Regions from separate parts of the Homo sapiens genome. Here region 2 is linked to region 1. A link is a loop called in an ENCODE intact Hi-C map of the cell type or tissue named here. Cell type or tissue: CD4-positive, alpha-beta T cell. All regions are shown on one strand. Links, peaks and the distances in the headings refer to the core of each region. The heading gives the core; the rest is flanking DNA. Region 1 has its middle 35 kb from the start of SPDYE3. Region 2 holds the start of TRAPPC14 (trafficking protein particle complex subunit 14).

What was found. Hi-C counts contacts between places; a loop is a spot of excess contacts. Peaks named below come from ENCODE experiments on the same cell type or tissue, not always from the same donor. Only the 100,000 strongest peaks of a DNase experiment are listed, where the experiment ranks them.
Region 2: a loop joins it to region 1, with 2.5 times the contacts of the local background. A loop is called at or near these places in 4 of 110 quality-filtered maps.

The regions. Positions count from the first base shown.
Region 1 is chr7:100,269,899-100,275,258 of GRCh38, reverse strand. It overlaps the pseudogene CASTOR3P. Among named protein-coding and RNA genes, the nearest start is that of SPDYE3, 35 kb to the left of the region's middle. RefSeq lists silencers at 2,744-2,833, 3,114-3,433, 3,494-3,543 and an enhancer at 4,412-4,933. In CD4-positive, alpha-beta T cell, for the core only: no CTCF peak of the experiment used is centred there; a DNase peak (open chromatin) is centred at 2,978; H3K4me3 peaks cover 1,455 bases.
Region 2 is chr7:100,156,010-100,161,369 of GRCh38, reverse strand. TRAPPC14 (trafficking protein particle complex subunit 14) reads left to right here and starts at 2,647. Exons shown (of 11, transcript NM_018275.5): 1 at 2,647-3,281; 2 at 3,432-3,527; 3 at 3,608-3,737; 4 at 3,911-3,997; 5 at 4,156-4,276; 6 at 4,378-4,525; 7 at 4,654-4,736; 8 at 4,821-4,984. The coding sequence starts at 2,871. GAL3ST4 (galactose-3-O-sulfotransferase 4) reads left to right here. Exons shown (of 4, transcript NM_024637.5): 4 at 411-2,126. The coding sequence ends at 1,442. MIR4658 (microRNA 4658) reads left to right here and starts at 4,701; the gene lies at 4,701-4,765. RefSeq lists an enhancer at 567-1,066 and silencers at 2,513-3,152, 3,183-3,332, 3,364-3,540. In CD4-positive, alpha-beta T cell, for the core only: no CTCF peak of the experiment used is centred there; DNase peaks (open chromatin) are centred at 1,919, 2,609, 3,409 and 4,639; H3K4me3 peaks cover 2,494 bases; H3K27ac peaks cover 1,799 bases.

The sequences.
Region 1 (5,360 bases), core at 245-5,244:
TTTGTCTTTCTTTTCTTTCATTCTTTCTTTTTGACAGGGTCCTGCCTGGCTGCCCAGACAACAGTGCAGTGGTGCTATCACAGCTCACTGCAGCCTTGAACTCCTCAGTTCCAGTGATTCTCCTGCCTCAGCCTCCCAAGTAGTTGGGACAACAGGCATGTGCCACCATCCCCAGCTTTTTTTTTTTTTTTTTTAATGTTTTAAGACAGGATCTTGCTAGTCACAAACTCCTGGTCTCAAGCAATCCTCCCATCTCAGCCTCCCAAGTTGTTGGGATTACAGGCATGAGCCACCGTGCTTAGAGGCATAAGCCACTGCACCGGGCTATTTTGTCATTTTTCTCCACTAAGTGTGAGCTATGTAGTATATAGTAATTGTTACCAGACAAATCCCTGCTGCCTTCTCTGAAATCCCATCCATGCACCTTTTGCTCACTTCTGAACCTGAGCCATACACAGGTGTGATGTGCCTGCATCTTAGCCACAGGGAGGCTGCAGAAGCTCACCTTGTGAAGACAGGGCTTGTGACATGGGAAATCATCAAAATCTATGCTGGGTGGCCGCCATGCACAGAAGGCCACTAGGTCAGACGAAGTGTGGACTAACAGTAGCCTGTAACAGAAGGGACCTCCCCTCATCGCACCCTGCCCCATCATGATTTGAACCTCTCTAGAACCTGCCATGTTGAATTGGGTGCTGACTTCACTCTGCTTTTTTTTTTTTTTTTTTTTTTTTTGAGACAGAGTCTCACTCTGTTGCCCAGGCTGGAGTGCAGTGGCATGATCTCGGCTCACTGCAACCTCTGCCTCCCAGGTTTAAGCAATTCTCCTGCCTCAGCCTCCTAAATAGCTGGGATTATAGGTGCCCGCCACAACACCAAGCTAATTTTTTTGTATTTTTAGTGGAGGTGGGGTTTGGTTTCACCATGTTGGCCAGGCTGGTCTCAAACTCCTGAACTCAAGTGATCCGCCTGCCTCGACCTCCCAAAGTGCTGCCAAAATATTAGCATTTTGGCCAGGCACAGTGGTTCACATCTGTAATCCCAGCACTCTGTGAGGCTGAGGCAGGCAGATCACCTGAGGTCAGGAGTTCGAGACAAGCCTGGTCAACATGGTGAAACCCCGTCTCTACCAAAAATACAAAAATTAGCTGGGCATGATGATGCGCACTTGTACTCAGGAGGCTGAGGCAGGAGAATCGCTTGAATCCGGGAGGCAGAGGTTGCAATGAGCCAAGATCGTGCTGCTGCACTCCAGCCTGGGCGAGGGAGCAAGACTCCATTTCAAAAAAAAAAAAAAAAGGCCGGTGTGGGGGCTCATGCCTGTAATCCCAACACTTTGGAGGCCGAGGCGGGCAGATCACTTGAGGTCAGGGGTTCCAGACTAGCCTGGCCAACACAGTGAAACCCTGTCTCTGCTATAAAAAAATTAGCTGGGCGTGGTAGCGCATGCCTGTAATCTCAGCTACTCAGGAGGCTGAGGCAGGAGAATCACTTGAACACAGGAGGCAGAGGTTGCAGTGAGCCAAGATTGCGCCACTGTACTCCAGCCTGGGTGACACAGTGAGACTCCATCTCAGAAAAAAAAAAAAGTGTTTCAACATATAATCAATATTTTTAAATTATTAATAAAATAAAGTTTTTTCATAATAATCTTTGCAATCCAGGGTTCATTTTACACGATAGCACATCTCAGTTTGGATGCTCAATTTTCATTCACAATACTCGATCTGTATTTAGAGTTCATAGATTTACATAAGTAAATCGTTTCAAAGTCCTGTGACCAACTTGTCTTCCTGGAGAGTGTCCTGGTTTCGAAAATGAAAGTCTTACATCTTGAAATTCTCCTTGGTCCCAGGAAAATCAGGGCAGTTGGTCAACCTCTTCCAAACATACTTGGAGATTTTTCTTTCTTTTTTTTTTTTGTTTCTTTGAGACATAGTCTCACTCACTCTGTCGCCCAGGCTGGAGTGCAGTGTCGCCATCTTGGCTTACTGCAACTGCCATCTCCCAGGTTGAGGTGATTCTCCTGCCTCAGCCTCCCTAGTAGCTGGGATTACAGGCACATGCGACCGTTCCCAGCTAATTTTTTTGTAATTTTAGTAGAGACGGGATCTCACCATGTTGACCAGGTTAGTCTTGAACTCTTGACCTCAAGTGATCTGCCCAACTCAAGCCTCTCAACATGCTGGGATGATAGGCGTGAGCCACTGCACCCAGCTGGGTTTTGTTTTTTGGTTTGTACTGTGTTTGTTTTGTTTCTTCGAGATGAACTCTCACTCTATTGCCTAGGCTGGAGTCAGTGGTGCAATCTCAGCTCACTGCAACCTCCGCCTCCCAGGTTCAAGCGATTCTCCTGCCTCAGCCTCCTGAGTAGCTGAGATTACAGTCACTCACCAGCATGCCCTGCTAACTTTTGTATTTTTAGTAGAGGCAGGGTTTCACCACGTTGACCAGGCTGGTCTCAAATTTCTGACATCAGGCGATCCACCTGCCTCAGCCTCCCGAAGGCTTCTGTCCTTCAACCGCGCGCCCTCACTCCCTTGCTACGAACTCCCATTCATCCTTCAAAACCCAGCCTGAGTGTCCCCCTCCCCCCAGGTCACCCCCTTTGACCTGTCAATCCCCTCCCTCCGGGTCCCCAGCAAGCTTTTTGGTTTGGCTTCTCTGCACTCTCATGACCGATTGCCCTACATCTTGGCGCTCCCAGACTCGGGCCTTCTCCAGCACCGGAGTCGTCTGGTTTGCTCGCTTTACACTCCAAGCGCCTAGTACCGAGCCTGAGTGGGTGCCAGAGGGCGCGCCTAGGCTCAGGCTGGCTCCACCCGCCCCGTGCCTCCCCTCGGCCTTCCCCGTGGTCCTGAGGGTGCCCGCTCTCCTGCATTTCCCGTGCATCGGGCTGCCGGTAGCTCCGGCCGCCCGGCGGCGGCAGCAGCAGCAGCAGCACCGGGAGAGCCCCGCAGGCGGACTACAAGTCCTGGCAGGCCGCGCGCGGACCGCGCATGCGCAGTGGGGACCGGCGTTTGAGTGGCAAGTTGTTTGTTACAGCGAACACCAGCTGCTCCCCGCGCCGGCACCCGCGCGCCGCTGCTCCGCCGGCGCTGCCTCCCTCGACCCGTGGCTCCCCCTCGCAACTTGGCGGGCCTCCTCCCTTTTGTCCGGCCCGGTCCGGCCGCCGCCGCCCCCCGCGCCTGGCGCCGAGCTCCCGGGTCCCCGGGCCGGCTGTCGGTGCCGGCAGGGCGCGGAGGGGGCGGGGGCCGCGGCTCGTCCCCCAGCGGATGAGCTGCCGCGGACGGGGCGCGGGCGGACGATGGAACTCCACATCCTGGAGCACCGGCTGCAAGTTGCCAGCGTCGCCAAGGAGAGTATCCCGCTGTTCACCTACGGGCCTGATCAAACTTGCCTTCCTGTTCTCCAAGACCAGGTAAGCGCGCGGGGACGCGGCGCCTGCCGGGGACAGACAAAGGGGGCGCACCCCGGGCCGCTGTCCTCGCCGCCGCGCCTCGGAAGACAACTTCGGGCCCCGGGAGCGCCCCCGCCCCGCCCCCGCCGCCGCTTCGCTCGCGTCTGACAAAGCCGGAGCCGCAGGGTCCTGGCTCCCGGACCCCTCGCAACCCTCCACCCCTCGGTGCGCCACCCCCCACCTCTGTCGTCCCCCCCATCTCCCACCCCCTCCCCCATCGCAGCCCCCTTCCCGAAATCCGGGGGGCTGGGGCGGCTGCAGTGACGGATCCGTGAATGGATGAAGGAACGAACGAATGAATGAATGAAAAACAGGTGTGGGGACGAGGCCGTGGAAAAAACAAACGCCCCCATACCCCCATCCCTCGGTTGGGCCGGCCCCCGTCGCCACGGCGTGGGGAGGGATTCCGCTGAGCGCGGTTACCCAGAGCAGAAAATCATAAAATCATTAGTGGGTGTTTATCTCAAGGTGCCTACGAGGCTTGCTGCGGACGGCCTGGAATTGGGGGGGAAACGGGGGGTAGGCGAGGGCCAGGGAGGGGCTACAGAGGACGTGATTCTTTCTCCTTGGGGTCCTGGAAAGGGGGTGGGGGGATGTTTTGCCCAACCGTAGAAGGGGAGGAGCAGGCATGTTTATGCATCTGCCTTGAGGCTGGGCTTGGATGCTGCTGGGGGAAAAATAGTTGAAGGCCTTGGAAGGTAACAGATGGAATCACACACACACACACACAGACACTCACTCTCTCTCTCACTTGGATTTTCCCTATGCCAGGTAAGGGTTTGACATTGTGAGCCCCGGTGGGTGCTTGCATTAGGGTTTTGTTGTTGTTGTTTAAGGACCCTGAGCCGAGGGGAGTGTGAGTGCCAGCTAGCTGCTGTAACTTAAGTCTCATTTGCCCACGATTGTGACTGTTAAAAAGGAATGATAAAGTTGTTACTGGTTGGTTTTTCGCGGTTTGGGGCGGTGGTGGCTCTCCCTCACTGCAAAATGAATGAATACGTTTCGGGTCAAGGTTAGCGTGAAAATGACAGCCCCTGTAGGCTGCCCCCTTTGGCACTGAGCTCAAGGGACACAGGGAAATAATTCCATCCCAGCCTGTTATCTGCCTGTGAAAAGTTCTGGCTTGGAAATCTCACTTTGATGTGTGTGTCTGAGCCGGGTGCTCAGTCCGGCTATTGTTTGCGAGATGGAGCCAGACCTGCCGGTGGCATCTTGTTTACTTTCTTCTCCGGCTGCTCAGTAGGGGATGGAGATTTGAAATAGTCGCCAAGCCTCTGCCACGGAGCCTGTGCTCCCCGTTGATTGCAAAGGGTAATGATTAAACAGGTCATTTGAAAACAAAAGCCAACAGCTCGGATTCTGAACCGCGCCCCCACCCCTCACACAAAGCCCCCTCTGGCTGTTGACACCTTCAGATCCTGCTTCTGCCTGCCCTCTGCCCCCCACTCCCTAGCCGGGCTGGACGTTCCAAGGCTTGGAGGTAACAGAACAGCCTTGTTTTTCCAAGTCTTGGCCCTCAGCCCTGGGCAGCCCCCTGGCTGATTTCTCGGCCACCATTCAAATGAGGATGATGACTCAGGCTGCGGCTGTGCACAGGGCCTGGGTGCTGGAAGGAGGGGGCATTTGGGGGCTTCTTAGAAAGGCAGCAAAGGGCAGGGTCCCTCAGCCCCTTTCCCTTGGTGGAGAGACTGGCCTTCTTCCAGCCCCCAACTCAGGGTCCCCTTTGGGTACTCATGGATAGGCGTGTCTCTGGGGTCAAGCCCCCCTGCTGGCCTCTGGGAACACAAGAAAACCTGTCCCTCAGTGGGTCCCCCTTCCTCCCTCCTGCAGAAAGCAGCCTGTCCTGTCCCAGGCCCAGGTGACCCAGCTGACTAGTCCAGTTTCAAGATGACTCAGAGGC
Region 2 (5,360 bases), core at 142-5,141, 110 kb after region 1:
GCTTTTTAGTTTTATTTTTGTAGAGACAGGGTCTCGCTATGTTGCCCAGGCTGGCCTCGGCAACATAGCAATGCTCAAGCCATCCTACTGCCTCAGCCTCCTGAGTAGCTGGGACTACAGGCACACAAAACATGCCTGGCTCCATGCTCCAGATTTCTTGTATGTTTTATCTCATGTATCTTTCATAGTCACTTGAGAAAGTATGATTATCCCCATTTGCAGATAAGCAAATTGAGTCTCAGAGATGTTAAGTAACTTGCCACTCAGCAAGTGATGGAAGCTGGGGATTCCTAGCAGAGCTGGGAGGAGGAGGTTTCAGGAGGCTGGTCAGCGGACACATGGCTTGTGCATACTTATGCATACCTTCTCCCCAGCCCAGTTCTCTCTCTTCTGTCTTCCCTCCTCTGCAGGTACTTCAGGTCATGCCTTCTGACAGCTTCTTTTTTTCCATTGTCCGAGACCCAGCGGCTCTGGCTCGCTCTGCCTTCTCCTACTATAAATCCACCTCATCAGCCTTCCGCAAGTCACCATCTTTGGCTGCCTTCCTGGCCAATCCTCGAGGCTTCTACAGGCCTGGGGCCCGTGGGGACCACTACGCTCGCAACTTACTATGGTTTGACTTTGGCCTGCCCTTTCCCCCAGAGAAGAGGGCCAAGAGAGGGAATATTCATCCCCCCAGAGACCCCAACCCCCCACAGCTGCAGGTCTTGCCTTCTGGTGCTGGCCCTCGAGCCCAAACCCTCAATCCCAATGCCCTCATCCATCCTGTTTCCACTGTTACTGATCATCGCAGCCAGATATCAAGCCCTGCCTCTTTCGATTTGGGGTCTTCATCCTTCATCCAGTGGGGTCTGGCATGGCTGGACTCTGTCTTTGACCTGGTCATGGTGGCTGAGTACTTCGATGAGTCATTGGTTCTGCTGGCAGATGCCCTGTGCTGGGGTCTAGATGACGTGGTGGGCTTCATGCACAATGCCCAGGCTGGACATAAGCAGGGCCTCAGCACTGTCAGCAACAGTGGACTGACTGCGGAGGACCGGCAGCTGACTGCACGGGCCCGAGCCTGGAACAACCTGGACTGGGCTCTCTATGTCCACTTCAACCGCAGTCTCTGGGCACGGATAGAGAAATACGGCCAGGGCCGGCTGCAGACAGCTGTGGCCGAGCTCCGGGCTCGCCGAGAGGCCCTAGCGAAACATTGTCTGGTAGGGGGTGAGGCTTCTGACCCCAAATACATCACTGATCGCCGGTTCCGCCCCTTCCAGTTTGGGTCAGCTAAGGTTTTGGGCTATATACTTCGGAGTGGATTGAGCCCCCAAGACCAAGAGGAATGTGAGCGCCTAGCTACCCCTGAGCTCCAGTACAAGGACAAGCTGGATGCCAAGCAGTTCCCCCCTACCGTCTCACTGCCCCTCAAGACTTCAAGGCCACTCTCCCCATAAACATCAGACTACAGATTTAGGTGGAAGAGCAGCCATGTTTGAAGGGCACATGTGATGAGTGGGGGGCAGCAAGATGCCATTTCTGCATCTCCCAGAAGGGATGAGTCTTTGTCCCGATGCAAGCCCCCTCTTCGCTGGGCTCCCAGCAGTGCTTCCCTCCTCCACCCTCCACTCATTTTGTTCTTTCCCCCCAACTTTTTTTTTTTTTGAAACGGAGTCTTGCTCTGTCCCCCAGGCTGGAGTGCAGTGGCATGATCTCGGCTCACTGCAACCTCTGCCTCCCAGGTTCAAGCGATTCTCCTGCCTCAGCCTCCAGAGTAGCTAGGATTACAGATACGTGCCACCATACCCGGCTAATTTTTATATTTTTAGAGACAGGGATTCAACATGTTGGTTAGGCTGGTCTTGAACTCCTCACCTCAGGTGATCCACATGACTCTGCCTCCCAAAGTGCTGCCATTACAGGCGTGAGCCACTAGGCCTGACCTCCCCTTCCCCTTTCCTGCCCCAAGGCAGATCCACATCACCGAAGCTCCCTAGAGGGGCAAAAGATGGAGTGAGCCACAGGAAGTTTGGGGCGTGGTGAGTTGGAATGATACGTCCATTTCTCTATGAAATATTTGCTACTAGACTGTTCATTTCTCTCTGACATGTTTGTTGAATGAATAAATAATTTGAAACTTCTACTTGATTTATGGAGGGTGGAAAGGGGAGGGATGGAGAATCTTCCTGGGAGAAGTGGGGTTGGAAGGGTTGTTTTTTTTTTTTTTTCCGAGACAAGATCTCACTCTGTCACCTAGGCTGCAGTCCAGTGTCCCAATCATAGCTCACTTCAGCCTCAAACTCCTGGGCTCAAAGGATCCTCCTGCCTAGGCCTTCTAAGTAGCTGGGAATACAGGCGCGCGCCACCGCGCCCGGATAATTTTTAAATTTTTTGCAGAGAGGAGTTCTTGCTATGTTGGCCAGGGTGGTCTTGAACTCCTGGCCTCAAGCGATCCTGCCGCCTCGGCCTCCCACAGTGCTGGGATTACTGGCGTGAGCCAACCCGCCTGGCCGACGAGGTCTTCCATTTCTTTTCCAAGAAGCCTGGCCGCAGCCCCCGCCTGCATTCTCGCAGCCTCAGAGCAGCGGGACCCCGCCCCCTCCTCCACGGTCCGGGCACCCGCAGATTCCGGGGCCTCGGCGGCCACGCCCCCTCCCTTCCGCTTCCTGTTTCTCTCCAGTCATTCGGCTCAGTACCCCGGTTCCGGCGCTGCCGGGTCTCGGTTCGGGTTCGTTGCCCCGGTGCCGGGACCGGGCCGGTCTCTCCGGCCGCCCCAGCCGGGCGCAGCAGCCGGAGGTGTCGGGACCCTCTGGACCCACCCTAGCGGGCCCCGCCGGCGGTCGGCCTCCGGTCCGGGCTCCCAGTCGCGCCGTCCTCGCCGCCCCATGGAGTCCCAGTGCGACTACTCGATGTACTTCCCGGCCGTGCCGCTGCCGCCGCGCGCGGAGCTGGCAGGGGATCCGGGCCGGTACCGGGCGCTGCCCCGGCGCAACCATCTGTACTTGGGGGAGACTGTCCGTTTTCTGCTGGTGTTGCGCTGCCGGGGCGGTGCGGGGTCCGGCACCGGGGGCGGCCCGGGCTTGGGCTCCAGAGGAGCCTGGGCAGAACTGGCAACCGCCCTGGCCGCCCTGGCCTCGGTCAGCGCCGGAGGCGGGATGCCGGGGGGCGGCGGCGCCGGCGACCAGGATTCGGAGCCCCCAGGGGGAGGGGATCCTGGGGGTGGGGGTTTGTTCCGAGGCTGCAGCCCCCTTCTCACCCACGGCCCGGGCCCTGCTACCTCAGGGGGAGCGACCACGGTGAGGAGCTTTGGGGGACCTGGCACAGGACGGAGGGGCGGTTTGCTGGGGGCCTGAGGCAGGAGGCAGATGAACTGCCGGTCTTAAAGGGAAAGGCTGCAGGCTGCCTCTGACTTGCTCCTGACCTCTTCACCCCTTTCCCAACCCCAGCTGCCTGTGGAGGAACCGATTGTGTCCACAGATGAGGTCATCTTCCCACTCACCGTTTCACTGGATAGACTGCCCCCAGGGACACCTAAGGCCAAGGTAAGATGAGCAAGAGTGGAGCTATTGTCCTAATTCAGACACCTTTTCCGGGCTCAGCCATCTGTCTTTCCTCTTGACAGATTGTAGTGACTGTGTGGAAGCGGGAGATTGAGGCACCAGAGGTCAGAGATCAAGGCTACCTGCGATTGCTGCAGACCCGATCTCCTGGGGAGACATTCCGGGGCGAGCAGAGCGCTTTCAAGGCCCAAGGTGGGCAGGGCAGCGCAGAGGCAAAGGGCTAGAGTCTGGGAATTGGGGGACAGAGGGGAGGGGTCACACTGGAAAGTGGCTAATGGGCTCTGAGAAGAGGAAGGTGAGAATTCTGGGTTGGAGGTGAGGTCAGCCTCCAGACCATCACTTCTTGCCCCCACCCCCTCCCGCAGTGAGCACGCTGCTGACTCTGCTGCCCCCTCCGGTTCTGAGATGCCGGCAGTTCACTGTGGCTGGAAAACACTTGACCGTGCTCAAGGGTAAGCAGGGCTGCCGGCTCCAGCCTCCGGGAGCAACAAGGGAACTGATTGGATGCAGTTCCTCTGGGCAGGCTGGTGGGGTAGGTCCGGTTTTTTCTGGGTAAAGGTGGGGCCTGAGGGGTCCAGCTATTCTGAGCCAAGCTGGTCCTCTCCCACAGTGCTGAACAGCTCCTCTCAGGAGGAAATCTCCATCTGGGATATCCGAATCCTCCCCAACTTCAACGCCAGTTATCTACCTGTCATGCCCGATGGCTCTGTGCTGCTGGTGGACAATGTCTGGTGAGGTCCTGGGAGGGGCGAGGCTGTGAAGTGGTGGGGATGGCTTCAGGGGCTGAGCTCTGGCATGGGGAGACCATGCCTTGTCCTCTTTTCTGAGCTAGTCACCAGTCTGGGGAAGTCTCCATGGGCTCCTTCTGCCGCCTACCCGGGACCTCTGGCTGCTTCCCCTGCCCGCTGAATGCCCTGGAGGAACACAACTTCCTGTTTCAGCTGAGAGGGGGTGAGCAGCCCCCTCCAGGGGCCAAGGAGGTGAGCATAAGGGGCTGGTGTGTTCAAAGAAAAGTGATAAGGCAGTGGGAGGGAAAGACCAGGCAGCTGACTCAAGATGGGAGGGGCACTCTTAATACCTGTGCCAACCCCCTTTGTCCCTCCTGCAGGGCCTGGAAGTTCCCCTGATTGCTGTGGTTCAGTGGTCTACCCCAAAGCTGCCCTTCACTCAGAGCATCTACACCCACTACCGGTGAGTGTGGATCCTGGAGGAATCGTGGCGTTCGCCTTTGTGGCCTGACACACACAGCCAGCATCCCTCTCTCACCACTCCTAGCCTGCCCAGTGTCCGCTTGGACCGCCCGTGTTTTGTGATGACCGCTTCTTGTAAGTCCCCTGTTCGGACCTACGAGCGTTTCACTGTCACCTACACGCTGCTTAACAATCTCCAAGACTTCCTTGCTGTGAGGCTCGTGTGGACCCCAGAGCATGCACAGGCTGGTAGGTCAGCTGCCAGGTAGGAATTTGGTCCCCAGGGAGGGGAAGAGAAAGGAAAAAGTCAGGGAGGCAGGACAGTGAAAACAGCCAAATTTGGTGCCAGCCCCATCACAGGAGGCGACTTGTGGCAGGTGGCTTCCGCCCTGTACCTGGGTGGTCTCCCCAGTGTCCTAGATGGAGAGTTTAGAGAGGCAGTGGGGCAGAGTGACTTTCAGGGCATAGACACTGGAGCTGCACTCGCTGGTGTGAACTCTACTTCTCTCCTTTACTAGCTGTGTGACCTTGAATAAGTTACTTAACCTCTCTGGGCCTCAGAGTCCTCACCTTTAAAATAGAGCAACTCATATCTGATGGGGCTGTCATGCAGATACTGAGTTAA